Linked DNA regions of Homo sapiens: region 1 is linked to region 2. A link is an interaction called in ENCODE POLR2A ChIA-PET data of the cell type or tissue named here. Cell type or tissue: Panc1. All regions are shown on one strand. Each heading gives the region's core, and the rest is flanking DNA. Links, peaks and the distances in the headings are about the cores only.

Region 1 (16,899 bases), core at 5,072-9,071, 2.0 Mb after region 2:
ACACAGGACTAGTGAATACTGAACCATTGCTTCCAGGCGAAATACAGGGTTAGGTTCCTATGCGCCTTTGGTCACATTTTTGTCAGCCATTTAATATATAACCTTGTTTTATGCATGTGTCTGCTTAGAGACACCTTTTTTAATATATAATTAATCATTAACCTTGAATTAACAGCCAGCAGCACTATAGTTCATGCCTGAAGGAAGCTTCTGTAACACACGTTTTTTTCTGTAGGGCACATTACACCCGCCTTGCGCTTTGATGCACTAGACTGCACTTGAGCATGATGCTTGGGGCCACTTTAGACAGCGAAGTCACCCACAAAAGTCCCCAAAATGTGAAGAACATGGTACTGAACAGCCCACAAGAAGGACAGTTGTTTCTACTCTAAGAGCGGGAATAAGAAGGCAGAGTGTCAGCTGGGCGTGGTAGCTCACACCTGTAAATCCAGCACTTTGGGAGGCCAAGGTGGCTGGATTGCTTGAGGTCAGCAGTTCGAGACCAGCCTGGCCAACATGGTGAAACCTCGTCTCTACTAAAAATACAAAAAAATTAGCCGGGCATGGTGGCGTGTGCCTGTAATCCCAGCTACTCAGGAGGCTGAAGCAGGAGAATCGCTTGAACCCAGGAAGCGGAGGTTGTGGTGAGCCGAGATCGCACCACAGCACTCCAGCCTGGGCAACAGAGTGAGACTCCGTCTTGGGAAAAAAAAAAAAAAAAGTCTAAGTGTCATTTCGTTTGACTTCAGCTGGGAGCATGCATGTTGGGTGACTCAAATATTTTGCTACTCTGTGCATGTCCGTGAAGGACTGCAAGACACCTGGAGGACTGATTTTTGGGGTTACAATTTAGCAAGTAGGCAAACTCACAAATACAGGATTTGTCACTAAAGAGGATCAGTGTATATTGATTTCTCTATCTTTATTTAGGTATCTATTTATATAGATCTGTATTAGGAAACAAATTAGATAGACTTCACACCAGTGCTTCAAATCACAGTTCAAAAATCTCATGCTTTGTTCTGGTTCTCCCTCTTTCCATATTTGTATCTTCATCCTTCAGTAGTGAGAAACTTGACTCCTGCTGTCCTCAACACGTTGACTTCTTTGCTCAGTCCTCTTGTTTGTCACCAGGGCCCCAGCCACGTGGGCCATCTCCTTGCAGAGAGTGTTCCTGGGACCTGGTGTGCGGGGCCCCAGGGCTGTGCTCCCAGGCTGCTGCTTGTGAACTTGCTGAGAGCTGCCCCCCAGGCATGTTGCCCTAGGCTGGCCTCCCAACCTAGTGGATACTTTTGATCATTGTTCACTGTAACCTCAAGCCCCTGGGCTCAAGCATTCCTCCTACCTCAGCCTCCAGAGTGGCTAGGACTACAGGTGTGTGCCACTGTGCCCAGCCAATTAAATTTTTTTTTTTTTGTGTGGAGAGAAGGTCTCACTATGTTGCCCAGGCTGGTCTCGAACATTTGGGCTCAAGAGATCCCCCTGCCTCAGCCTCCCAAAGCGCTGGTATTATAGGCATGAGCCACCATGCCTGGCTTGAAGTTAATTTCTTATTAACGTTTTCAGTATCATTAGAATATAGTAATGCAGTAGATTTTTGACTGTTTATTGGTATTGTACATCTTGCACCTCTAATGTGCTAGCTTACTGTCTTCAGTCAATGTAGGATTGGAGTTCTAATTGTGTAAAACTCTGTATATAAGGTTTATTACTTTTTTTTGTGTTTTTTTCTTCTTCAATAGCCATGTCACCATTAATACTAGTAAATGGATAAGCCATTCCTTTCTAATATCTTGTTTTAATGACAATGAATTTAAGATATGTTTTGTGGATAAGAAGAGCTGCTCATAGATACAGCTTTTTATGTTACTGCTATGCTAGTTCTAGGTAATTTCTTTTTTTTGATAGGGAGTCTTGCTCTGTCGCCCAGGGTGGAGTTGCAGTGGTGTGATTTTGGCTCACTGCAACATCTGCCTCTTGGGTTCAAGTGATTCTTCCGCCTTAGCTTCCTGAGTAGCTGGGATTACAGGCACGCACCACCACGCCCAGCTAATTTTTGTATTTTTAGTAGAGACGGGGTTTCGCTATTTTGGTCAAGGCTGGTCTTGAACTCTTGACCTCAGGTGATTTGCCCACCTCGGCCTCCCAAAGTGCTGGGATTACAGGCGTGAGCCACTGGGCCTGGGAATTCTAGGTAATTTCAGAGTAAAAAATTTGATTTAGAGTTGCTTCTTCCTTTTCTATGAAATAGGACATTTACAAAATTGTTTTTGAAAAGATGACTTGGGTTGCGATGTTTTTCTTGTTTTGAGATCCTAGAGTAAATGAGAAATAGGATGTGGAATTTTAAACTGACTTCTTGTGCATCTGCTTATTTTTGTGGTAGAGTCACAGAGTTACGACCAAGCAGGGGAGGTGAGAATTGTGCAGACTGGGGATATTGGGAGGGTGAAGGGATCTAGTTTGCTTGAATAAAAGGATGCAAGTCACTGTATTGGTGAAGTTTCTTTCAAATCCAATTCCTGACTGATTTCCTTGCCTTCCACAGTTCATCATATACAAAGTAGCTTAAAAACATTCACAATTTCCCTGTTATCTTTAGGATAAAGTCCAACTTTCTGAGTTTAGAACACAAGACCTTTGATTACCCCATTATCACCCCAGACCCCATGCAGCATTTTCTCTGCTGTCTCCAAGCAATAAGTCTTGGCTGTGTGGCTCCATTTTTCTGGAAAATTTGTCCCTTCTTCCTCCTTTGTCTTCTTGGTAAACTCCAAATTCTTTTCCTAAAGTTTGCTCAAACTGTGTCCCTTTCTCCAAACCCTCTCCAACTTCCCAGGTACCTGACTATACCCTCTTTCTTCTCTCTACCGTACAGATGGTTCCCAGACCTGGCTGATAACCAGGATGTGCTGGGTGAGGGGAGCTTTTTAAGGACCGCCACTTGGGTTTCATCTTGGCTTGTTCTGATTCAGTCATTTAGGTTGCGGTTCTAGGTGTCTGTGGGTTTTTGTTTTAAAATTCCCCAGGCATAATTGGGTAACATATTGAAGTTTACCGAAAAACAAAACAAGAAACTCCCCAGTAAAACTCCCCAGGCTGAGGTAGGGATTTTGCTAATGAGCCAGGGTTGGGTTGGGAGTATTGGCGTATATGTCAGACAAGTGCTTCCCATTTGGTGTGTCAAAGCAAGCTGTATGGCACGTTCTCAAACCTGAACCTGCATCCGCATCACCTGGAGAACATCAGAAGATACAGATTGCAGGGCCCCACTCTCAGAGTTCCTGATTCATAGACCTGGAGTGGGTCCTGAGAATTTGCATTTCTAACTCTTCAGGGGATTCTGGTGCTGCTGGTCCAGAGATCACACTTTGAGAAACTCTGCTGTACAGAAGATGAGTCTCGTGAGCTGGGATGTTGATCCCTTAGAAAGCCCAGAAGTAGAGTCTGTGCATAGCCTGTGTCCACATGTGTCCCATCTTTTTTTTTTTTTTTTCCCCACACTACACAGATGTAACATGTCCCATCTTACTGTAATTCTTTGTTAACATAGATGCCTTGAACTCTTGGAGTGGAATTGAACCGGTGGATTTACTAATGGGTTTATATCATTTGCTAACGTGGCTAAAAGACTGCTGTCATTGTCTTGCAACTTCTGTCTGAGGTCAACATTTGATTTAAGATTCTATAGCCTGTCCAGAAAGGCTGTAAAAAACTTTAGTGCGGTGGTTCTGATCCATGTGATTTTGCCACCCTGGCAATGCCTCAGATAATTTTAGTTGTCAGGACTTGGGATGGGGATGCTGTTGGCTTCTTGAGGGTGGGGTTCAGGGATGCTGTTAACCATCCTACAGTGCACGGGACGACACCCCCAACAAAGAGTTTTTCAGCTCCAAATGCCAGTAGTGCTGAGGCTGAGAAACCTTGCCTTAGGGGAAGGCGTTTCTTTTTTTCTTCCTTTTTTTTTTTTTTGAGACGGAGTTTCACTCTTGTTGCCCAGGCTGGAGTACAATGGCGTGATCTCAGCTCACCGCAACCTCCACTTCCCTGGTTCAAGCGATTCTCCTGCTTCAGCCTCCTGAGTAGCTGGGATTACAGGCATGTGCCACCACGCCTGGCTAAATTTTTAGTAGAGATAGGATTTCTCCATGTTCGTCAGGCTGGTCTCAAACTCCTGACCTCAGGTGATCCACCTGCCTCAGCCTCCTAAAGTGCCGGGATTACAGGCGTGAGCCACCATGCCCAGCCGGGGGAAGGCATTTCTAATGAGGTAGAGTGGGTTTTCCTGTGAGATCTGTCATTGTGTCTCCCTGCACCCAGCTCCTGCTCTCCAGAGTCCCTGACTCTGAGCAGCCTACCTCCTTCTCCACCCTGCCCCAATGTAGCCCCCAGGCCGGGCCCAGCAGCCTCCCGCAGGCAGGGCTGGCAGACTCTTCAAGGAAAACTAACCAATGATTAATAATTTGCCACACCTGAAAGTACTTTACAATGCACTATTCTTTCAATAATAAATGATTTATTGAGTGAGGCTAGAGCATCTGTTCAATCATTTACTGACCTCAAGTGACCTGCACATTCCCCTTCTCCTGCAGGCGCTTAAAGAGGGTTGCTGGGCCCCAGATGTGGGTGTTCTCTGCTGCTGCTCTTCAGCCTGGGTGGAGAGTCACTCACTCGTTCACCCCGCAGTTTTGAGTGGCTCGCCTGGTCCCTGGCCCAGTGAACACCATAAAAAAATCCTGCCCTCAGAGAGCTTTTGTTCTAGAGGGGAAAGTGACAAAGTAATTAAGTGCATTTTTTTGTATCTACACAAATAGATTGTAGTAAATGGGTAAAGAAAGTGAGAATGAGGATATAAATGATCGACAATGAGGGTATGTTTGGTTTTTTGTACACAAGGGTAGGACTTTCTGGGGATTGAGACCTGCAGGAGAGAAGATCTAATCATGGGAGAAGATGGGGAAAAGCATTTGCTCGCACGCAAGGGGACAAACGGGAATGTGGGAGACTGTCAGAAACACATCAGGCCAGGGTGGCTGGAACACTGAACGAAGGGGACCCAGTCAAGCACAGCACCCCACCATGAGTTTCATTGTTTTTCTACTGCAGGAGAGCAGCATGGCATGATATTTTTAAGAATCCACTCTGGCTTTTCTATTGAAAGATCACAGGGAAACCAAGGGTGAAGGTGGGTAGGCCAGCTAGCAGGCTGTTGGGGTCCTGAAAATTCATGGTGCCTTGGGCCACAGTGATGGAGGCAAAGGTGTAGAGAGAAAGGGTTCTTGTTGGGACAAATGGGATCTGGTTCTTGTTGGGACAAATGCACCTGGAAAGGCATGTTGGCGCTCCTGCAGGCATGTGTGGGCTCACATAAGTGAGGCTTATGTGTGGGGCATGGCTGTGCGCTGAGTTACGTGACACATGTCTTAAATTAAAGACACTCATATTTATTTCCCAGGGACAGATAAACTTTGAGCAATCTGGGAAAGCATCAAGATAACTGACTAAATTCTATCAGTTGTTTAGCCTTGAGAAGTGTGAATTACATGTTCACATGCATGTAATTCAGCTTCCAGAGCAATTCTTTGACCCCAGTGAAGCACAGTTGACCCTTGAACAACAAGGGTTTGAACTGCAAGAGTCCACTTATGTGCAGATTTTCTTTTTTTTTCTTTTTCTTTCTTTTTTTTTTTGAGATGAAGTCTCACTCTGTTGCCCAGGCAGGAGTGCAATGGCATGATCTTGGCTCACTGCAACCTCTGCCTCCTGGGTTCAAGCGATTGTCCTGTCTCAGCCTCCTGAGTAGCTGGGATGTGCACCGCCATGTCCGGCTAATTTTTCTGTATTTTTATAGAGACAGGGTTTCACCATTGTTGGCCAGGCTGGTCTTGAACTCCTGACCCCAAGTGATCCACCCGCCTCGGCCTCCCAAAGTGCTGGGATTACAGGCGTGTGCTGCGCCCGGCCTACGTGCAGATTTTCTTCAGCCTCTTCCACCTCTGAGACAGCAAGGCCAATCCCTCATCTTCCTCTTCCTCTTCAGCCTATTCAATGTGAAGATGATGAGGATGAAAACCTTTGATGATCCACTTCCATGTGTATCTTCTCCTCAATGATTTTCCACAATGATTGTCTTAATGGCGGTTTCCTTTCTCTAGCTTACTTTATTGTGAGAATGTAGTATATAATACATAGAGCATACAAAATATGTGTTCATCAACTTTATGTTACTGGTAAGGCTTCCAGCCAACAGTAGGCTATTACTAGTTAAGGTTTTGGGGAGTCAAAAATTAATATGTGGTTTTTTGGTTGCACAGGGGGTTGGCACCCCAATCCCTGCATTGTTCAAGGATCAATTGTATATTATTCTCTGTGCTTCTTGGTGCGCAAACTTAAATGAGTAGCTTCAGATGCTCGCTTTGTTAAGGAGTCTTATTCCTTAGTCTGGCAAGTGCTTATTTGAGCTTGGAAGCAAGAGAGAACTATGTCATCTCTTATGAGAGATGAAGTTTAATCGTTTGGAAGAAAGCGCTTGATTTGAACAGGCACTAATTAATGTCCAGATTTTTTTTTTGATTTTTCTTTTTTCTTTTTTTTTGAGACAGGGTCTCACTCTGTCACCCAGGCTGGAGGGCAATGAGACGATCACGTCTCACTGCAGCCTTGACTTCCCAGGCTCAGGTGATTCTCCCACCTCAGTCTCCTGAGTAGCTGGGACTACAGGTGCCTGCCACCACACCTGGCCAGTTTTTTGTATGTTTTTGTCGAGACAGGGTTTTGCCATGTTGTCCAGGCTGGTGTCAAACTACTGGGCTCAAGCAATCTTCCTGCCTCAGACTCCCAAGGTGTTGGGATTACAGGCGTGAGCCACAGTCCCCGGCCAATGGCCTGATTTTCAGAGGATAGTCAACATCATACACTGATGGGCTCAGAAGGATCTTGGCAACAATGAGCCCTGCATCTAGCAGGTGGCCACACGGGCCTTGCTGACTATATAGTATGGCATCTCTGGCTAGTCGTCAGATCCTTCACTTGCTAGTTGCAATGAACAATGCTTTCATCTCCTTATGAGTCAGCCGCATAACTTGGGCTGCAGAAATAATTAATATCCTACTCACTTAGCCGGGCATGATGGCATGCACCTCCAGTCTCAGCTATGCGAGAGGGTTGCTTGAGCCCAGGAGTTTCAATGAGCTATGATTATGCCGCTGCACCCCAGCCTGAGTGACAAAGTGAGAACCTGTCTCTTAAAAAAAAATCTTACTCACATTTCTTCATTTTATTCTGTTACTAAATTGTGTACAAATATGCCAAGTGCATCTTTTTTTAAGGAAGAAGACTAAGATGGCTAATCATGCACAATGGCTGTAGATGCTTGGTACTGGTTGTCGTGTGGGAAAGTGCTGGGAAGATGGGATTATAAAGTGAGGGCCCTGTGAAGAAGTGAAAGGCATGGATTAGCTGGTGGGAGAACAGGGAGACAAGAAGGCTGTGGATGAACCAGAGAAGGCTTTGAAGCTCCGTAGTAGGAAATCTCTGAGGTGCCTATGGCATGGAAGGACCCATGTTGAACCCAGAGTGCAGGTGTGGAGGGGGGTTGGGGGACCCGGAAGAGAGGTGGACAGGGTCCACATTGCCTGTTGCTTAGGTTGACATAGAAACAACAGGTAGTAGAGTGAAGCGGGAAGGGATGAGAAAATGGGCTTTGAGCGTGTTTTAGGAAGGGAGGAACGTTAGAGGAAAAATAACAGAAGATCACAGCTTTACAGGTGCCACCTGAGTTTAATTTACTTGGTCATGGGCCGAGATAAGCTGGGTTGGGACCATGTTGAGAACACCTGTGGTGTGGGTGCTCTACCCTCACGCGAGATCCATTCCAGCGATGCCTGTGTCTGGTGATCGTTGAACTTTAGTGTCTGGTGATCGTTGAACTTTAGGGCATGGAGAATGGCTATTTTGGACTACAGAGAATGGGAGGAGATTGAAGAAATCAGGTGTGTCGGGCTCCCCTTGGAGCCAGGCCATGGGAAACTTTGTAAGGACAGAGGCCCTGGTGAACTTTGGAAGGATTTTGTTTTCTTTTAGGCATTCAGGTTTTGGGGTCTGAGCAGAATTGCTGGAGTGTTACACGAGAAGTGTGCTGGCGGTGGGCTACACCATTCCTTCCTCCCCAGCACTCAGTCACTTACCTACGAGAAAATGCACATTTGCACTGGTGTGTGTCCTTGCACCCTCTTTCTGAAACCCATTTGCAGAATCCAGGCCTTTAGGAAACTTTTGCTATTGCAGACTTACTTATATCTGTAAATTATTTAATATTTATATTTGTAACTGAGAAGTTGATATCATGGACTCGTAATGGATTTTGGAGTTTAAATATGTTAAAATAGGTAATTTTTACAGGATGTGTTCATTCACGTGACAAATCTGGGTGACTTCTATGTGCCCAGCATGTTGTAGGTGTGGGTGGCTTAGCAGCAAACAACACAGAAAAACCCCATCCTTGTGGAGCCTAGATGCCTCCAGGGGAAAACATGATTTCAAAAAAGTGAAATATAATAGCCCTTCTAATGTTGACAGGTGCTGAGTAGAAAATTTAAGCTTGGGCAGGGGCAGAGGGTGAGCCTTATAGGGTCAATGTGACTGTTTCTGGATATACTTTGCATGTTGAAGTAATAGGACTTGGATGGCTTAGATGTGTCCTATCAAAGAGTGACAAAGAAGGGATGGGCTGCAGAGTCACCTGAAGGTTTTCTTTTCTTTGGAAAATCTGGGCAAGGGGAAAGATGTGACGGCTGATAACTGAGAGGGAGAAGCCTGGGAGGAGCAGGATTTTTTTGTGGGATGAAAAGGTGTTCTGTTTGGACATTATTTAGTTTGATATGCTTATCAGACACCCAAGAGGAGGAGGTGTTGAATCAGCAGTTGGTTATGAGTCAGGGGTATTGTATGTGCCCTTAGGCACTAGCAATGTTTTTTGTGTTTTTTTTTAAGCAAAATTATGACCATCATTTCAGAAAACTATTTTATATATATAAAGAGGTTGAAAGCTTATTAAGACTAGATTTAGAAAAAACATATAATACTCTGAGAAATTCTGTGTGTAGTGTCAGGTAGAAAGTAAAGTGTTACCAGTTCTGTTTATAAAACCCCCTTTAGGCCAGGCGCAGTGGCTCATGCCTATAATCCCAACACTTTGGGAGGCCAAGGTGGGGGGATTACTTGAGGCCAGGAGTTTGAGACCAGCCTGGGCAATATAATGAGACTCTATCTTTACAAAAATATACTTAAAAAAATAGCCGGGCATGGTAGCACGTGCCTTGTTATCCCAGCTACTTGGGAGGTTGAGGTGAGAGGACCGCTTGGGCCTGGGAGGTTGAGGCTGTAGTGAGGTATGATTGCGCCACTGCACTCCAGCCTGGGTAAGAGAGTGAGACCCTGTCTCAAAAAAAAGAGAAAAATCCACTTTATACAAAAATTTGCATGAGAGTATTGCCCACATTTGAAGGAACACTTAACCTTCCATGTATTATGTTTATATGGAGACTTGTCTCTGAAGATGGATTTTGGAGTTTATATTAAATTTGTTTTTGTTTCTGTGTTGTTTTTTTTTTGATGGGGTCTCGCTCTGTCGCCCAGGCTGGAGTGCAGTGTGCAGTCTCGGCTCACTGCAACCTCTGCCTCCTGGGTTTAAGCGATTCTCCTACCTCAGCCTCCCGAGTAGCTGGGATTACGGGTGTCCTCCACCACGCCCGGCTAATTTTTGTATTTTTAGTAGAGGCGGGGTTTCATCATGCTGGCCAGGCTGGTCTCGAACTCCTGACCTCAAGTAATCCACCTGTCTCGGCCTCCCAAAGTGCTGGGATTACAGGCATGAGCCATCATGCCAGGCCAAATTTGGGGATTTTTGGAGGATGTGCTCATTCATGTGACAAATCTAGGTGCCTTCTATGTGCCCAGCATGTTGTTGGCTTAGCAGCAAACAACACAGAAAAACCCAGATGCTCTGGGGGGAAAACATGATTTTTAAAAAAAGTGAAATGCAATAGCCTTTCAAATGGCGACAGATGCTACAGAGAAAATTTAAGCGTAGGTAAAGGCAGAGGGTGAGCCCCATGGGAGGGTCAGTGTGCAAAATGGAAACTCAGCATCATTTCTTCAATGGAGCTGTTTTGGAGAAAGCCCGGGGCAGTCATGGTTGGCCGTGCACTAACCTTTCTATCGTGGAGGCGTGGGGAGGGGAGAGGCATTCTCAGGTGTTTTCCTTAGAAACACAGGAAGGTGAGGAAGAACAGTGGAAACTGAATGAGGAATAAAAGGCATTCAGATTTAAAGATACCAAGATTAGAAGTTCAGAGTCTAGGGTGGTCACCAGACAGCAGATACTGTTTAAAATAAGTGTTGAATTCCTGGCACCAGAATTCTAGTCCTTTACTATTTTGTGGCTTCCAAATAGAGAAAGTTCATGGAAGGAAACATAAAGGTCATCTAGTTAAAGTCCTGTGTATCTATTTCACTCTCTTTATAGATGTACAGTAGTCCCCCCAGTCCGAGGAGGCAGGGGAACTACCCTCATTGAAGACCCTCACCTCAGTGGCTGCCTAAAGCCGTGGATAGTGCTGAACCCTACTGATTTTTTTTCCTACTTACACATATCTTTGTTGGTTTGTTTGTTTTGTTTTTGAGACAGTCTCGCTCTGTCACCTAGGCTGGAGTGCAAAGGTGCGATCTCAGCTCACTGCAACTTCTGCCTCCCAGTTTCAAGCAATTCTCCTGCCTCAGCCTCCCAAATAGCTGGGATCACAGGTGCCTGCCACCACGCCTGGGTAATTTTTGTATTTTAGTAGAGATGGGTTTTCACCATGCTGGCCAGTCTGGTTTTGAACTGCTGACCTCAGGCAATCCACCTGCCTCGGCCTCCCAAAGTGCTAGGATTACAGGTGTGAGCCACCACACCTGGCCCTACTTACACATATCTATGGTAAAGTTTAATATTATAAATTGAGCACAGTAAGAGATTAACAATGATAATAAAATAGAATAATTACAACAATATACTCTTCACCATTTCGTTGATAGAAGGTTCACTCTTAAACCAGATCTCAGCAACCTCAGCATACAATTTTTTTTTCCTTTTCTTATTGGCTTGAGAACCTTAACCTTTTCACATAAAGGAAGGCCTTTGTGGCTTCTCCTTGGCATATCCAAATGGCTAGCATCCTTGTACTTGCTCTTTGGGGGCCATTATTAAGTAAAATAAGGGTGACTTGAACACCAGTATTGTGATGCCATGACAATAGATCTGAGCGCCCAGGGTGGCTACTAAATGACTAAAGGTGGGTGACGTCTGTAGCATGGAAATGCTGGACAGAGGGAGGATTCCCATCCTGGGTGGGTTTGTGGGAGATTTCATCATGCTACTCAGAATAGTATGCAATTTAAGCCATAGGAATTATTTCTGGAATTTCCCATTTAATCTTTTCAGTCAACTGTGGGTAACTCAACCTGTGGAAAGCGAAACTGTGGATATGGGGGGATGACTGTATAGCATCGAGAGACACAAGTGAACTCCTTCAGTAGCCTGCCACAGGGGATTTCATTCAACCTGCCCTTAGCCTTCCTTGTTCTCTAAACTCTCAGCTTAGCTCACAGCTTTGCTGTCTGCAGGTCTGAGCACAAACCTGCCTTCTCGCTTACCTCCTGGATCCCGTGATTCCAGGCCTAAGTTCAGGAGGTATACAGCAGAGAGGACCTTCCCTCCCTAGTCTCTTCTTTTAGTATTGTTTATTTCTAATAAAGTTGGGGGAAACTTTTCTTCTTTGATAGACTATAATTTTAGGGTTATGCAAATGCATAATCCATTGAAAAAGGTTTTATTAGGCTTGGCTTCTGAAGAATATAAAATTTTGAACTTGTCCATTAAAGAGAGAACAATCTTGATTCAATGAGTATCAAGTAATGAAATAATTATTTTAGTTCCATCATGGCCAGTTGTTACAGAAAGGTCAGGAAAGAGGAGGAGAAGAGAAATAGAAAGGGCCTTTAAGGAGGCAGAGAGGGCTAAAAGAGAGCTGAAAGGGGACAAAAGGAGAGAGGGAAAGAGAAAGTGAGGGGATTTACCAAAGATAAGTTAGCTTTTATTTCCTCCTTTACTTGTGGCTATGGGGAACATGAAGCTCATAGAAACTGAAGACTCAGGTCAGGGTCACAGAGACAGGGAGCTGGGACCTGTGTTTTCCCTCTTATACCACATTAAGAAACCACTATTGGCCAAGCTTGGTGGCTCATGCCTGTAATCCCAGAATTTTGGGAGGCCAAAGTGGGAGGATCACTTGAGCCCAGGAGTTCGATACCAGCCTGGGCAACATAGAGAGACCTGGTCTCTATCAAAAATAAAAATATTAGCCAGGCACAGTGGCATGTGCCTGTACTCCTAGCTACTTGGGAGGTAGAGGTGGGAGGATTGCTTGAATTCAGAAGTTTGAGACTGCTGAGCTCTGATCGGATCTGAGTGAGCTCTGATCGCTCCACTGTACTCCATCCAGCCTGGGCAACAGAGTGAGACTCCATCTCAAAAAAAAAAAAAAAAAAAAAAAAAGAAACCAGTATTCAGAACTTCTCAAATCCTTGGGGGAAAAAACAACAAAAACTAAATGCCACCACCACCAACAATAAATAACAAAACTCTCTACTAACCCTTGTCTAAGACTCCTGCTTGCTGGAAATGATGCTGGGGGTTGTGATCCTGGGGTGGAGAATGTCTCTGTATTGCTGAAGCTGATGGCTTCCTGTGTTGGGCATTGAGCACGACTATGCTATATTGAGTTTGTATTGAATTTTACCCTAGATCATTGCTCAAGGTACTCTACCCATCTGTCTTATTCAATAATACAATCATTCATTCTTTCCATAACTGTTTATTGAGTATCTATCACATACCAGGCATAATGGGGATTCCAAATAATATGGCAGTAGTCATTGCCCTGAAAGCATTGTACTCCTAGTAGGACAGTTAGGAGGGAAGCGATGCTGCTGTACTAAGTATTGTGGGAGATAAGGGGGAGAAGAGACTAAGTCTGAGGAGAGAAGGGCTACTGGGGCAGAACTGGGTGGAGGAATGGCTCATTTGGCAGTGGTCTGGAATTGTTGACTAGACCCCCTCAGGGACACATTGGTATTAAGGAGCCAACTGACTTAGATTTCCATGTATAAAGTCCTTACATAGATGGTCAAAGATAATTTAGTCTCTTGTCAAAGTTGACTTTTGTCATCAGGCAAAAGCCTTTAGCTCTTGCTGGTACCCACATCTTTTCAGCCCAGCTTTTTGAGATCTGGGCAATGAGAGAGAGTAGGAGGGTCCTTGTTAAGTCCTTACTGATTTGTGTCATCCTCTAATAGAAGCTTTGGGTCTCTTCTGATTGCAGATACTTTAACTCAACAGTGGCATCCCTCCTTGTTAATATTTCTAAATGTTATGCAGTTAACTGTTCAGCCTGTGGAACAGAGTTACCATTCTCACTTTCCTTAATTTTTTAACTTCCTGGAGCCAGTTTTATTCCCTGATTAAAAAAACCTCTTTAGTCCAAAAAGACACCAGTGAATTTTACTTAGAAGTCCTTGCTGAAATATACTGTATGAGGTTCTGCTGGAAGGGAGGTCTCGGGCATGCAGAGGTCATCTCAGGCATGTCTGGGAAACCCACCTAAGTTGAAGCTGGACTGGTTAGGTTACAGTCTTCTGGACACATTTTGGAGGAGGTGAGGAGAAAGAGGTGAGTTGATGAGTTCTTCTTGCCATTGGGTTAATTAGAATTGCTAGTTTGGATCAGCAGGAGGTTTCCGGAATCCTGAACATAACTTGGATACCCCTGCAGTGTGTGCTCCAATCTTACGGGGCATTGAAAGCCCACCATTTCACTGCAGGCAGAAGCCACCAGGCAGTGGGTTCCCCATGGGAAGGGCTTCCTAGATTAGACAATCCCCATGTTAAAATAAAACATGCCTATTAAAGGTGACACATGGCCAGATAAGACAGCCAAGATGAAAGAAGTTTGTGTAATTGAGTAATTGCATCTATCAAAGTTATTAGAGGTTTCCTTATAGGGCACAAATATGTTTCTTCTTCTTTTTTTTTTTTTTAGACAAAGCCTTGCTGTTCTGCTCAGGCTGGTGTGCAGTGGCGATCACAGCTCACTGCAGCCTTGACCTCCTGAGCTCAGTCCATCCTCCCACCTCAGCCTCTGGAATAGCTGGGATCACAGGCTTACACCAGTACATCTGGCTAAATTTTAATTATTATTTATATTTTTTATTGTTTTGAGATAGTCTCACTCTGTTGCCCAGACTGGAGTGCAGTGGCATCGATCTCAGCTCACTGCAACCTCTGCCTCCCAGGCTCAAGTGATTCTTGTGCCGCAGCTTCCCGAGTAGCTGGGATTACAGGCATGTGTCATCACACCTCGCTAATTTTTATATTTTCTTACTAGAGATGGGGTTTTGCCGGGCTGGTCTCGAGCTTCTGGCCTCAAGTGATCCGCCTACCTCAGCCACCTAAAGTGCTGGGGTTACAGGCATGAGCCACTGCCCAGCCTTTTTCTTTATAAGTTTTTAGTAGAAGTGGGCATCTCACTATGTTGTGTAGGCTGGTCTCAAACTCCTGGGCTCAAGCCATTCTCCCTCCTCAGCCTCCCAAAGCTCTGGAGTTACAGGTGTGAGCCACTATGCCTGGTGCATGTTAATTATTATCATTTAATGATTAATGATGTTAATTATTATCATTTAATGATTAATAATGTTAATATCATTTAAGTGATTCCTAATGGATGACCATTTTGATTTTTCTTTTTTTTTAGTAAAAAGAATCTCAAAATATTTGAATAAGTTCTTTCTGTCCTCTGCAAGATTACTATTTTGTCCTTTCGTAACTAATAAATAATTTGTACCTAGATAATTTTGGATTATGTAAATGTCCCATCAAACCTTCACTGACTGGTTTTAGCTCCCATTGAAAATGTTTTCTAACCTCATCATTCTTTATCTGAGAGTTTTTCCTTCTTACCCCATTTATGTCTCAGTAAGGATTCGTGGATTCTTTTGTTATTCAGTGGGTTAGAATTCATTGCTGTCATGATTTATTTGGATGCTTCCATTATCACAGACTTGTCTAGTGGGACCCCGTCAAGCTGGGTCCTCTGTTCTTTGGGCCCATCCTCTTGATTCCTTGAATGTTTCCTTATCGTATGGTATCTCATGGGCCATCTTTTTCTGCCCCAGCCTTTGAATCAGCTATTTCTTCAGGAAGCTCTGGTTCCTTTTAGATAATAATGGTTTTGGAAACCAAGATCTGGGCACCAGCATGCTCTCAGCTACTGGTGTGTCATTGCTTCTGGGGCCTGTCTGTGGATAGAGCTAGGGACTGTGTGTGTGTGTGTGTGTGTGCACATGTTAACTTTTCTCTCTCTAGCTCTATATATTCATATCTGTCTGTCTATATATAGCTGTATGTATTTTAAAGGTAAGTTTAAGCAAAACCCATGGAGGTAGGAGTCTACTTAAACACGGATGTGTAATTCTGGATATATGTCTCTTTTCTCTTGTTAACAGGTGGCTCAATCCCTTGTTTAAAATTGGCCATAAACGGAGATTAGAGGAAGATGATATGTATTCAGTGCTGCCAGAAGACCGCTCACAGCACCTTGGAGAGGAGTTGCAAGGGTAAGTCGGAGGCAGTAAAGTGGGCATTAAGGAAGCGTGGGTGTCTGTGTGTGGGGAGTGGGTTTTGCCTTCCTGGGTCCTGTCTGGAGCCTCCGTTTACCCTTAAGGTGAATATGTGTCACCTTCCTCAGGCTGCCCCTAGGCTCAGCCTACCATGGTGGCCTGGGGGAAACTCCTGTTGCCTGTGCCTCCGTAGAGGTCAGGGGAGCCAGCACCAAAGGCCCGAGATGCCTGAGGTCTGTCCCTCTAGGTGGAAGTGTTGTGGTTGGAGGAGGTTGTCTGGCTTATCTGTGCTACTGATGGGGCTTCAATCCAGTAAAGCTTGGCAGTAACTTGTTTCCCCAGACTTCCCCTCAAGGCCTGTTTTTCTGATGCTCCAGATTCTGTACCACACATAACCTTCAGGAGCCCTGGGAGCAATTAGTAGCATTTATGAAATCGTCACAAAATGCCCTGTCTTAAATGCATACCTGTCACTCTGCCATCTCCCCTGTTTTATATTGTGGCAGGGTTCACTCTTATTTACGAAGCTTTTTCCTCATTGTAGGTTCTGGGATAAAGAAGTTTTAAGAGCTGAGAATGACGCACAGAAGCCTTCTTTAACAAGAGCAATCATAAAGTGTTACTGGAAATCTTATTTAGTTTTGGGAATTTTTACGTTAATTGAGGTAAAAGCTTTTACATACCATGAATTGTTTTTCAGGACACATAGAGTAAATGTGCTCGCCATTGACTGGTGCTGTAATGGATGGGGGAACAGAAGGGAGAAGTGGCCAGATGGGGTTTGAAGGTATTTTAAGGTCTAAGGATTAAACATGTCTAGGAAGTATTAGGTAGTTAGTTCAGTGAGCGTATTTATCCAGGTGAATACTTAAGTGACTGAAGTTCAAGGTCATTATTGTTTTTCTTGTAACCAATTAAAATGCAGTGTCATGGAAGAAGAGTATTTTATTCTATGGTAGGACAATGTTGGTGCTCGGTAAATGTTTTAAATGCTAAGAGTCACTCCTGGTCAAAAGAGGATCCTACAGCCTTGAGGAGTGCGTGCCCTGTGGTTTAGAGGAAGTGATTTTGGATCGGAGCCCAGAATAATGTAAGACATTTTACAGGTGCTCAACAAATAATTGTTCACCAAGCCAAATCTGATAATTGCTCTTCTGGAGAGGTATTGTCACCTCTCCCCTCTCGG
Region 2 (13,358 bases), core at 7,961-11,960:
CTTCATGGTTCTGATTATAGGCGGGAACAGAGACCACTGCTGGAAGCCCAGAAGGTTCCAGAAGAGAGAAATGAATAAAAAGCGGAGGTCCAAGTGGGAAAAGAATAAAAATATAGGACTACCTTCCCACGAACTTTATCTTATAATACAAAGTACAAGGTAGCCAGCTACATTTTTAAAACTTTATTAAAGACAAAAAAAAAAAAAAGACCACATATCCTGTATCCAGCCCACTGGATTTTCACAAAGTGAACACATCTGTACATCTCACACCCAGATGAAGAAATAAAATATTAGCAGAGCCCCAGGAGCACCCCCTCCAACCTTTCAGATACCACCCCCAACCCCAAGGGAAAGCATGCCCCTAGGACTACCTAGCTGGCTGTATTTTAAATTAACCCCTTCGTTCTGGCCAGGACAGCCTGTGCTCTTCTGAGAGAAACCTTTTCTTGCAGCAACTGTCACTTCAAAGCAGGGGGAAAATAAAGTGTGTGTGAGGGAGTAATTTTGTGTGTAGGAGAAAAGTGTTTCTAATTTTCAGTCCTGAAAATGTGAGGGGAAGAAAGAATACGTGAAAAAAAAGAGGGAAATAAGTCGGTAAATGCAGTCCTTGCTATGCCTCCACCATTAGGAGCTGGAAGGCTTCCAGCGACATGCCATTTTGAGCAAGGAAGCAAACACAATCGCCCTTCTCCACCCTCCCCAGCCTCCGCCAGGGCAGGTCAGCTCCAACGCCCATCACCGTCAAATTTGCGGATAGGCTGACGGTTATTATTTAACGGTAACATGTTCACTAGAAGGCTGACAGTGTATTGAACATATGGTTTTGATTTTTTTTTTTTTCTGTTTGTAACTAGGGAGCAAGATGGGGAGCGTCAGAAACCTAACTCCAGGATTTGCTGGGTTCTCCAAACTGTAGCGGGAACCTCACTCCCAGGCCGATGCCCCTCTAGCGTCTGCAGCTCTGGGCCCCAGGGAGGGAGGAAGGAGCCACAGAGGGTTCGGACAACAGCACTGACTGATGCCAGAGCAGGACTCCATTCTGTTAACCTGACAAAGCGCACAGGCTGCGCCGGCATGTTTTTCTTCCACTTTCTACACTAATTTATCAAACTGGAAGGAAGAGATCAGAACATCAAATAAAAATCCACAGCCACAGAGCAATTAACTCAAGACCTAACATGTACCTGGATAAGGGGACTCACAAGAATTCCGGTATCTACAAGGTTTTAAATGGCAATGTTTTCTAACTTTGTATCTTGGGTTATTGGTCGTCAATGTTTCCAAAAATAATCACTCCTCTCAGTTACATTTTCTGATCAATTATTGAATGAGGTCTGCGTTATACAACATAAATTTCACCGAGTGGGGAAAACTCATGCTCTTGAGTGGTCAGCTAGAAAGCTGGCAATTTTTGTTAAAAATGCAAATTTTTGGCCTGGCAAATCATGCTTGCTGGGTTTATAGGGCATTAATAAAACTAATACTAGTACAGAGGAAAAAAAAAGACAGAGTTTGTGATAGAGTAGGGGCCTGGGGATCTCTACGTTAAATATCAACTCAAGTCTGAAAGCTTCAGATCAAGCTCTGGGCCTTCTCTACATGAAAATGTGGTCACCTCATAGAGAAATGGTTCAACACCCCTCCTCACCCTTCCTTTGTTTGCTCTGCGTGTCCCTAAGAAGGCCTGGGCGGAACTGAGGGAGAAAATCCTTCCTGGTTTCTCCTTCTACGAGGAAGGAGGGCAGGTTAGTGCAGCCTGCTGTTGACTGGAGCTGGGATTAATTAGTTCCTCCAGTGACCTTGGCACCTACTGATGGCGAAGTGTGTCTCTAAGCTGCTGAGAGCCGCAGAGAAACTCGGGAGGACTGAGCGCTACTGCGAAAATGCTCGTTGAACCAAAACACATAGACGATGACGGAAGAAAACCAAAAACGTGTACCTTATCTCTAAACACTGCCCGAGTGTGTTATTCAAATGGTTGATGTGAAGAAATACCTCAATCTATCTCTGCATGTATGTTTATTTAAATCTCGATCCATCAGTCTATTGTCCTTGTGGGTAATTTTGCAAGCCAGTGTCCCGCACATTGCCAGGGATTTCTGGAGGGGGCTGTTACCTGTGGTTGGGACTGAAAACAATTTTAAAGCATCCCATCATGCAGTTGTGGAAGATCATCTGTCCCGCCACACTTTACCTTCATCTATTCACTACCCCCCGCCCCCGCACTGTGCTCAGGCCTGAACCAAGCTGAGAGAAGTTAAAGAGCCCCACCTCTTTCTCTTATCACAGCTGGTTCAAGGTTCAATTTGAGTCTACAATGGGTCAACACTGCCAGAGAAGCTCAGTGTCTTGGGTTGCATATATAAAGGTATTCTATCATGAATTAGGGAGGTGCCATACTGGTCCTGTCAGAGGAATTCTGACATCTTCAAGTACGTGAAGGGGCTCGCCTCCTAAAGAGACACTTGATTTGCTTAGGGTTACTCCAAAGGCCTGAACAAGGATGAAGAGTGCAGGTTACAGAGTCCCATTTCATTTCAGCATGAGGAAGAATTTTCTAACAAAATGTTATGGCTTGTATGCGCCATAGGGTCATGATTGTCCGGTCAATAAAGAAAGATACACAATAGCTGGAAACAGCTTGTCAGGGCTGGGGAAGAGGGTAGACAGGAATTGTGCTAATAATCCCTCAGATGCCTTCCCACTTGGGATTTCCTTCTAATTTCTACCTTATATTTGTATTTTTTGTCAGTTGGGTAGATCTCCAAGGAGTGGTGTGGTGGGGCCGTCAGAATCCTGTGTAATGTGAAAAAGTTCTTCCATTGACTCTAATGTGTCTTCCCACAGCAAACCACCATTCTGGTACTTGAGTACCCAGGAGAACAAAGAAGCAGCTAGAGTAGCACGCATTGTGGGAAGTAAGTAGTTAAAAGGACCAAAGCTCTCTGCTGGTCCCAGCAGCCCCAGAGGCAGCCAGTCCCTTTGATCCTGACTCTTAATTGCAGCCTACTTGCACCAGGGAACTTTAAAGAAAAAAAAAAAAACAGGGAAACTCTAGAGATAGAGCTTGTTTTGTTTCCTGAGGGGATGGTCTTTGTGGTGGCTGCCAGGAGGCTGATACTTGAGGCTTCAAATGATTGGTTTCCTAAAGGGGAAAATAAATAGTTCCTTCCACCAGCTAAGACTCAGGTGTGACTAGAACCCCAGAAATATGAGGTGTCTGTGTGTGCCATTTAGTAGGGGTGCCAGGTACAGACTTCGAAGAGAGAACAGGACATTAGAAAAGAGACCATGGGCTAGCGCAGGAGCAGGCAGAGCACTAGAAAAAGAGAGCCTGCTCAACACTTGGACACAGGAAGGGGAACATCACACAGCGGGGCCTGTTGTGGGGTGGGGGGAGGGGGGAGGGATAGCATTAGGAGATATACCTAATGTAAATGACGAGTTAATAGGTGCAGCACACCAACATGGCGCATGTATACATATGTAACAAACCTGCATGTTGTGCACATGTACCCTAGAACTTAAAGTATAATAAAAAGATATATATATATATATATATATATATATATATATATATATATATATATATGAAAAAGAGCCTGAAGCGAGAGCATCAAAGAAAACGGCACTGCACAGGAAGGGAAGTCAAAGAAAAAAGGGATCTCTAAGAATTCTCATAGAGAGCAACAAAATCACAACAGCACAAACATTTCACTTTGGAATAGGTCTTACAGTTGATAACGAGCTTTTACCTATGGTATCTATTTAAGGTGTCTAAATGTTGAGATCCATCAAGTTGTTTAAGTTCATTCAGTGTACGTGCGCACACACACACACACACACACACACACACACACACACACATAGCGTCAAGAGTAAGAAAAAGGCCGACAAATAATCACAGCAAATAGTGGAGATGATGCCCTAGCTATCCTTGGCAATATACCAAGTCCCTTTGTGAGGAGGGACTTCTGGCTAAAACTGAACTCATGCCTGCACAGTATGCCAGTAATTGCTTATGTCTATTTAACTATTTAGTGAGCTCCACTAACAGTACTTACAACTGTCGGGGAAGTTTTTCTAAAGCAAACCCTTTTTGCTGCAATCCCCAAGTAAGAACTGGTGGACAAGGGTTGCATGTTTCCATCCTACCATCTTGAGTTTTACCCCTTATTCTGTAACCTTGGCAAGTAACTTGGTCTCTCTAAGCTTCATTTTCTTCATGAAAAGGTTTAACTGAGTTGATATACAGGAAGCTATCAGCAGAGGAGGACTTTCCATATAGTAAGTGCTCAATAAATTCAATAAATGTTAGTTCTGTTTCATTCCTAAAAGGTTATTGGTAAATTAAAAATGCATAAAAATACCGGCCATCTGTGTGTGGACTAAATGAGCATCTGGGTAGGGAACACTTCCTCTAAATCAGTTTAGCTTGACTCCTGGTTCTAGGAAAGAGGGGGCCACATGTGGGACACACAGGAAAACAAGGCATCTGAAAGGAGGGAGGACAGACAGGGGCACGAGATGGATGACCTATAACAAGGTATGAGACTCAACAATCAGGCCTGGGCATTTCACTTAAGCTACTTCGTTAGACAGCTGTCTCTTCTCATAATGTCTTCGTTTCTATTACAAGACTTTAAAACTAGCATTTTTTAAATAAATGCGATGTTAATGGCATATAACCCTTCCTCTCTATCCTTCACATTCTTTGGAGATGAGGAGGAGAGAATGGCGCTATCTACATCTTAGGGAATGAATGTGTCAGAGCTCCTGGACCTAATTCACCAAGGATGTGAGGATGCAAGTAGGCACATCAGACTTCTGGGCTCCAGTTCTGACCACCATCCAGAAGAAAAGGAATCTAAGGCCGGTTTATAATGCATATATTCCTTAGGATAATAAAAAAAAAAACAACTCTGGAGCAGACAGATAAACACAACAGCCTTCCCTGGAGGCAGTAACCAAATCTCTTGGGGAACTTGTGAGAGTCTGTGTCCACTGAGAAGATAGACGTCTCGGGAATGGGGAGATAGCCAGAGACAGGCTGTGTGTAGTCACAGAACTGCTTGCAGCTGCTGAAGTCCCTGGCTTCATGCCTTCAGCCCCAGCCACATTGGTGCAAGGCTGGTGGGATATATCAGTTCAACCTCAGCTTCACTCTGAGGCTGAACAGCCTGGAAAGACCTGCTGTGTGGAGGAGGTAGGTCCCAGTCTCCAGACTGCCAGAAGATCCTCCAAGGAGCCATCCCAGACCCAGTGATCTGCTGCCACTCACATTGTGGCAGTGACACTTCCAAAGCAGCTATTGTATTCTGGAGCCTCCTGGATGAACATCAGCTTTATCACCTGGAGCCTGTTACAAATGTAGAATCTTGACCTCAGCCCAGCCCTACTGAATCAGAGTCTACATTTTTAATGAGATCCCCAGGTGATTCGCAGGCACATGAGAGTTTGAGAAGTGCTGTCTGGTTACTTATGGTAGGTGTCTGGTGTGACGGCATCAATCTATTTGCATACTTCAAGTACTTTCTCATCATGAAAGGCTATTTTCTTCAGAGAAGTCCTTATGGCTGGGTTCAATTGAGAACTGCTAGAATCAGAAATAAATGAATCCCCAGGGTCTTTGAGAACAGGATGACAAGTGTCAAGTGATATCTCCAATCACTCTGGAATTACTGTTCTAACCAGTAACATCCCCAAAATATATACATTTTGAGAGATGGATGCAGAAGTATTGATAATTATTGGTTTTTAAATACTCTCTCTGCTTATTAGTGAAGATCGACTTTTAAAAAGTCAACTGTATATACGAGAGATACAGCTACAAAGGTTCCCTTAACTATCTAATATTCTGTGGCTCTAAACAAGATTCTGAACCAATATTTGCCCCAAAAGGACCACAGCCAGAAACCCTTGCCAGAGAGGAAAAGCTATGTGCAGGAGAGTAGTTCAACCCAGGAGACTACACTGTTTTCTTATGGAATCCTGGAGATTAGGCTATGGTGCTTAATAGTATTGGTTGTTCATTTTTTAAAAACAATTTTGCTCCTTTGTGGGTATTTATTTTTCTGATTCTTTGCTAGCTCTTATTCTCTTTTGGGCCCTTGCCATGTTCCCCAAGATTCATCCTTTGTCATTGCCTATCTCTGTTCACGCTGCCTTCTTTCACGAGGTGTGAGCACCAATGGCTTCAACTACGGCTTCAACACAGGTGTGTCTGAGCTTGTATTTGTAGCCTGTTGTCCAGGCTGTTCTTCATTCCCACATTGTCAAATGTTTATGAGACATCTCCACTTAGATGTTTCATCATTAGCTAAAAACACCATTCTCAAGTCTAAAAACTCATCATCGCCCACCCTCCTTCAACCCTATTCCCATTTATTGGTCCCTTTTTCAGACCACTCCCATTTCTGTCAGGGTACCATTGATATCACTCCTCCTAGAATTTCTGCAATGGCGTGACCTCAGCTCACCGCAACCTCTGCCTCCTGGGTTCAAGGGATTACCTTGACTCAGCCTCCCGAGTAGCTGGGATCACAGGCATGTGCCACCACATCCGGCTAATTTTTCTATTTTTAGTACAGATGGGGTTTCACCATGTTGGTCAGGCTGCTCTCAAACTCCCAACCTCAGGTGATCCACCCACCTTGGCCTACCAAAGTGCTGGGATTACAGGCGTGAGCCACTGTGCCTGGCCCAGTTTCACTCTTCTAAGCTCTCACTGCGTTCTATTATTTTTCCTTCAAGATGCCTTTTGGATTTGCCCTTTCTCCTTCATTTGTCATGCTAATGCAACCCTTTTCCACTTTGTACCTGGAATATTGTGAAAGTTTTCTAGCCGGTGACATCACTAGTTACAAATGTTCTGACCTCTAACCCTATCTTACAAGTCCCAATTGAATCTTTATAAAGCATTAGATGTGATGTTATAGGTAATGAAATTAAACTCTTCCACAGGGCCCTTCAGCTCATTCATATCCTGACTCCACCCCCTCCATCTAACTTTATTCCCCACTGCACCCTAACACTTCATCTCCATCTCCAAGGTCAAGGTTCCTTCCTGGCCACTATACCACATCATGCTATTCCTCCTTCCTGAGATTTTGACCACTGGCCTCTCCAAACATTTTTGATCATACATTCTTATCAGAATGTTTTTTTTTAGATCAGAAACAACCACTAAGGATGGTTACTTTATAAATATTATTCTTGCATAACCCTGCTAATATGTTACACACATTATCAAACATCCATGAAAACTGACATTTTTAAAGGATGAGCTAAATAATATATAAGATGGAAGTTCACCTATTTCCTTGCCAAGTGAATAATCTTGCCCTTGGCCCGGGGTGTGGACATACCACATTAGAGACATGGATCCAGACCAAATACATCCATTCAGACCCAGAGGAGGCAGCTCTTCCTGTGGGAAGCCTTATCTCTTACTCCCACCCAAACTGAGCTCCACTTTCCTGAACTCTGAGAACACTGAAAATTATATGTAGTAAATCATTTAGACAATATATATTGCATCAATACTTTAAGTTTGATTAATTGAAGCTTGCATCTAGGATGCCAGAAATTTATAGATTTTTAGAATAATTCAATATCTTAATTAAAAATATTACTGTCTTCTCAAAATTGCTTGGGTTGGGCTCTACTCAATTACGCAACATCCATTAAAAGAAAACTCCAAGTCAGACTGAAGTTTAATTTCATTTATCTCATTAAATATCACGTGTGGATTCCCAGAGGTTTGAGGACTACTATTTCTACTTTTGTGGCCAATGAGACTTTTAGCACATTGCTTAACCTTACTCAATTTGAGTTTTCATTGAATCTGTAAAACAGAGGGCAAAATGTGACCATTAAAAGAGATAATAGGCCAGGAACAGTGGCTCACACCTGTAATCCCAGCACTCTGGGAGGCTGAGGCGGGTGGATTACCTGAGGTCAGGAGTTCGAGACTACCCTGGCCAATATGGTGAAACCCTGTCTCTACTAAAAATACAAAAATTAGCCAGGTGTGGTGACACACGCCTGTGATCCCAGCTACTTGGGAGGCTGAGGCAGGAGAATCGCTTGAACCTGGGAGGCAGAGGTTGGCAGTGAGCTGAGATAGTGCCACCGCACTCCAGCTTGGGCAACAGAGTGCGACTCTGTCTCAAAAAAAAAAAAAAAAAGATAATAAATATAAAAACTGAAATTATATATACATGTAAGATATATATATGTTACTATCACTAGTACACTCAGTATTTGCATATTATAATGTAAACTATATAAAGTACATCTGAGAGTTTTAAAATAATTAATCTCCTACCTCCACCTTGAGCTTTTTTTTCTGCAAATGAATTATTTTTATGTCCTCAATTTCATTCGTTCAGCTGAAAAACATAATGTCACCTACCTATACAGCTTGGGGGTCTTATGGGCCTGAGTTTAAATACTTGCTCAGCCAAGTATTAGCTGTGGGATCATGGCTGTCAGAGCTTTTCAGAGCTTCTCTTCTACTGGCCAGCTGGGGATAGTATTAACTTTGTGGGGCTCTCCTGCTCTTCTTAGGTTCAAATTATATGAGATATGTATGTAAAACAGCCAGTTTCTAACACATGCCCTTGAAATATTCATTTCCCCCCCAACTCCCTGTAACAGGCTTAGGAGAACTCAATGAGATGCTCTCATGGGAAAATTGAATGCTTTGAATTTTGGTCTCCTTGTAGACTTTGGTTTTTCCCAGATCTGCAGACCATTCATAATTACGCATGGATTTTCTGTTCTAGAAGCACCTTACTTCTGTGTGACCATTTGGGGTGCAGAGCCAGCACAGGTTTTGTGCTTGAATGCCTAGCAGTCAGAGCTGAAAAAGCAAAGCAAATCAACCTGTCTTCTTGCTCTTCCTTGGCATCTAGGCTACCAATGGTCCCAAAGTCTAGTCTAAATGCACACGCTGCCCATGAAGGCATTTGGGGACAAGCATGTGCACCCCCAGGGACAGTTCTAAGTTTTTCCTGTCCTTCAAAATTCAAGTCAATTAGCTGCTGGAAAAAAATCAATAACTCCAAGTTTTAAAAATCCAGTTTATAATGCATCTCCTCCAGCAGCTTTACCCAGCACATCCTTGCCAGAGTGCCCTAAGTTTAGACTCCCACTTTTTAACTTTCTATTTGAACTGCTAATTAAGATAATGCCTGTGAACGCCCTTTGTAAAGTGTAAGAAACTACACATATGTTAATTCTCCTTCTGAAGACATTTGAGTGCTTAACCATCCTTATCTCATTTGTAAATATCTTGTTTCCTTGCTATTGTGGATTGCAAACGGCCGCAGCATTTTCAGTGTTCTTGACTCCTCCCTTTTTCCTCTGAGGTCATGTACCACCCTGGAGCTCTTCTACAGCAACCAGCTTGCAGTCAATGCCCATAAACCTTGGACCTGCCCATCTGTCTGCCAAGACCCATGCCTGAAAAGAGTTCTATAAACATGGCTACATCCTCAGCCTCCTCTCTCAGCTCTCCCCCAGGCTGCGTCCCTGAACCTCGCAGCTTGTCTGTGCCCAGAGAATACACACTAACTGTGATGTTAGGGTAAAACCAACAAATAAACCCAAAACTTAGTGTTTCAAAAGGAAATATATTTTTTTTTTTTGATTTTTTTTTTGTTTTTTTTTTTTGTAACTCTGCTTTTAAGGAAAAAGGGGGAAAGCGAAATTCTGCAGAGTCAGGAAACAGGTTTCCTTGCTAGAGATAGAGACAGTGAGATAAAGGCATGGGGCTTCCCCCACACCCTGCAGCTCAGAAGTGTGGGACAGGAGTCTAAGACTTCCTGTTGTTGGCTGGTATTTACAGCTTTTTAGATGATATGTCCATTTTCCCCAGGCACTTTGGGGCCAAAACTCAGTATGCTGAGACTCAGAAATTGCTCTCAGTAGCTTCATATTTTGATTTTTTTTTGCACCATTCTTATCTATCTATTGCTCATCTGACATCTTTATATGTTATTTAAACAGTACTTATCTGGAGAAATATAACAGAGGTCAAGAAAGTACATACATACAGATACCTAAAACTCAAAAGTCCATCTCTTGTTCTCCCCCAATCACTAAAACTGCCCCAAGCCTAAAATTAATCTGATGGTTAACAATGCTAAATTAATATTAGCCAATAAAGTTATTCAAGTCTTTGAAACTTACAATTTTGCATCATTTATTTTTGTACACACACACAAAGGCAGGTATTAGGTTACTGAGTTGGGTTTCTCACCAAATAGCAAAAGCCAGGGAAGCCCAGAGGTGTTTAATAAACACTTGTTGACTGATTGATGGAATATACTACCTAGTATAATTCAGACAATGCATTCTTTGTCAAAACACTAAGGTAAATTATTGAGTCCACTTTTATTACCAAGCGTTTCTGCTGTATTGAGGAGGGCAGGCCAGCCCAAAACTCGTCCATCAGCCTCAGAGCTCAGGTTTACAAAAGAAACCCTTAGGCCTTACCTTTCACACCTGTTTTTACTCTCAGCAGAGGAGGCCGGGACTGGTCTCCATAAACAACTGTGTAGTTGGAGCCGTGCAGTCGGAGGCCCAGGCCTGATGCAGACCCAGCCACGCAGCACCTTTGGCTCTTTACTACGAATATTATCACGGCTGCAACAAATAGTTTGTGCACATTTTTTAAAAGAAAAAAAAAACTGAGAAGAGTATAAAACTGGAGAAAAAAAAATAGTATGTTAACTAATTTACAAAGCCCGGTTAAGTCTTCCTGCCTCATTCTTCTGAGAGAAACCAAAGCATTAAAATATCAAGCTCTTTGCTCTCCCCAGCAGTGGACATCCATGCTCATCCAGTTGAGTCGACCCTTCCGGAAAGGATGCCTGGGCCCATGACACCTTTACTTCTCTTTGCAGCTATTTCCTGCCTTTCTTTGCTAGGCCTTTAGCTTGGGTCTTGAGCAGATTTCGTGAACAGGGCGAACTGTCCTCTCCTGTTCTGCCATGCCCCAGGGATCTGTGCTTGCCTGGCCTGACTCTTGACCTGCAGCTCTCTCTGGGCTTTCTTGCTTGTTGATTTTTATGCCCACACCTCCCTACCTTTTTATAACCCCCTTTATCTCCACTGCCCACCTGCCCCCTAGAGTTGCCAGGTTTCTCTGCTTGGCACAACCCAGCCAGCTCTGACATGTAGCTGTACCTGAAGATGGTAAAGGCCCCCAAAACTATGTTTTCAACAACCAACATGTCTTGTAGTTATCCACCTTTTCCCGAATCAGAATCCTTCACCCCTTGCAATGTTGCCAACCTATTTCTATGTTGATAATCTGTTTTGTCATTTTGGAAATGTAAACAAATCAGTATACCTTCCTTTTCATCTTTTTCTTGTTATCGGTAGGAAAGTACAGGAAAAAAGGAAGAGAAAATGCATGAGAGATTGAACCTACTTATTCTACTATAAGGAATTCTCTTAAGCTCAGCATCTAAATCCTCTTTTCCCAATTCTTGCTTGGAATCTTGAGTACCTGATCTTGAATTTCTATGGCACTCCCTGAGCGCGGGACTGGCTGGTAGCCATGTGATATTGATTTGTTTTCACCATAGCAACAGCAAATTGAAACAACTAGCAGAGAGAAGGCAGGCTGTTAACCAGTAAAGCTACCTAACCAGTATATTTCACAAGCATATTTTTCTCCTTCCCTCTTGTTTTTTCTCTTATTTACTCCACTTTCACAAATTTAACACAAAAGTCAAAGGAAAAACAGCATTAAATGTTTTGGGCACTACAAGGCCTGTGGCCAGAATAGTGTGCTTTGCAGAGCTTCTAGTATATTAGATTAGATCGATGGAAAAAATGCAAACAACAACGCTTTGATTTCCTTGGAAATTTCATTTGTTGAACTAAGAAAAAGTATCCCTAAAAAATTTACATGAGCACAAAGTAGAGTGAAGGGTTTTGTGTATATGACTATGTATCTTAATACTCTAAGGTGTTTGCCAACAGTTTCTTAATACCGAGGTTTTATCCCTTTGTACTTTAAATAGCTCAATGTGCCAAGAGACAAACAACTTTTTTTTTTTTTTTTTTTTTTTTGGTAAAAGGTCAAGGTCTCAAAATGCTAAATGATGAGGGAAAGTGTAGCAAGTATGATTCAATTCTATTAAAAGACAGAAAAATCAAGGTAGGCACTTGCTCAAAACTACGTGAGTAGTCAGAGAGGAGACACAAATTAGCTTTGGGAACTCCCGAGAACTCCAATGTGCTCCAGTCAAAATCTTTTTTAAAAGGTTCCTTTGTAAACATTACCCTTCCCCCGATCTCTGTGACCAAGGTTGCCACCTGTGACATGGATTTGCAGCCTGCAGTATTGTACTTCCCCTGCTTGGGGCCATCTGTGCTAGGACATGATGATTTTTCTATGAAAGCAGCTGTTCTCACCATCACAACCAGCCTTGAACTTGGTGGCACAACCTGGATCCTAAATAGTGGCTCTGGAGCAACTGGGAATAGGGCCCCGGGGACCATCCACCCAGGTGGCAGCGCTGGGCTGCACCAAGGGGGAGTCAGGCCAGAAAAAAAGCTTTGCCCTGCTCCCTGCTGCTTTTTGCCAGCCCAGCCAGAAGCCCTGCAGAAAACCTGTGCTGACCGGCCCGACATGTGGCAGGTACAAGAAGATGCCCTATTTATGAGGGGACAGGTTTACAATTTACAAAAGACAGGCGAAAATATAAAGACATAACTTAAGTCCTGCCAGTGGGGAGTTAGAATGTTCCTGGCCAGGACATAAAGAAATATTCCTCTCCACAAGCTCGAATAAAGGAACACACAGCAGAAATAGTTGGGGGATGACGTCAGAAGTTCTGGGCTAGTGTCCTGCACTTCTCCTTGAAAGTAAAAACAGTGGGTCTAGAAGAATCTACGTGGCATTGCCCTTATTTAAATGAGTAGTTCTACTGCTCCTTGCAAAACAAGTAGGATAGCTGAAGAAACTTCCTCTTATTTAAAGATTATAAGAATGTTCCCCCTGCCTTTTTTAAAAACCTTATTGTCCCCAAAACACACACATTACCCAATTAACAAATAGCTTTCCACTTAACCTTTGTCTTTTAAAGGGACAGTAATGTTTCTTGTAGAACATTCAAGGTGGTGGTGGTTAGGCAAGTCAGATTTTTTTCTTCGCTTCAGTGCTTGCTAACTATTCTAAAAATGTTACACATTTATTGTAAACACATGCTTCCGAGGCCTAACAAAAAAGCACAGTTTCCTCATGCCTGGCAGAAATTTAAAACGGAAAAGGGCAGAAAGAATTCTTTAGCAAATATATCCTTTCCTTCTCCTGGGCCAAGTGTGTTAAAAAT

The links. ChIA-PET counts read pairs that join two places held together with the same protein. Peaks named below come from ENCODE experiments on the same cell type or tissue, not always from the same donor. Only the 100,000 strongest peaks of a DNase experiment are listed, where the experiment ranks them.
Region 1: POLR2A ChIA-PET joins it to region 2 with 5 read pairs; 1 of 35 experiments calls an interaction of 5 or more read pairs at or near these places.

The regions. Positions count from the first base shown.
Region 1 is chr13:95,246,454-95,263,352 of GRCh38, reverse strand. ABCC4 (ATP binding cassette subfamily C member 4 (PEL blood group)) reads left to right here. Exons shown (of 31, transcript NM_005845.5): 2 at 15,600-15,710; 3 at 16,258-16,378. Among named protein-coding and RNA genes, the nearest start is that of SNORD13G, 45 kb to the right of the region's middle. RefSeq lists enhancers at 298-417, 1,008-1,057, 1,178-1,237. In Panc1, for the core only: no CTCF peak of the experiment used is centred there; DNase peaks (open chromatin) are centred at 7,072 and 8,892; H3K27ac peaks cover 3,267 bases.
Region 2 is chr13:97,223,364-97,236,721 of GRCh38, reverse strand. All of the region lies in intron 1 of MBNL2 (muscleblind like splicing regulator 2), which reads right to left. LOC107984573 (a long non-coding RNA gene) reads left to right here. Exons shown (of 2, transcript XR_001749968.1): 2 at 858-1,311. Among named protein-coding and RNA genes, the nearest start is that of MBNL2, 7.7 kb to the right of the region's middle. RefSeq lists an enhancer at 8,871-9,653. In Panc1, for the core only: no CTCF peak of the experiment used is centred there; no DNase peak of the experiment used is centred there; H3K4me3 peaks cover 3,543 bases; H3K27ac peaks cover 4,000 bases.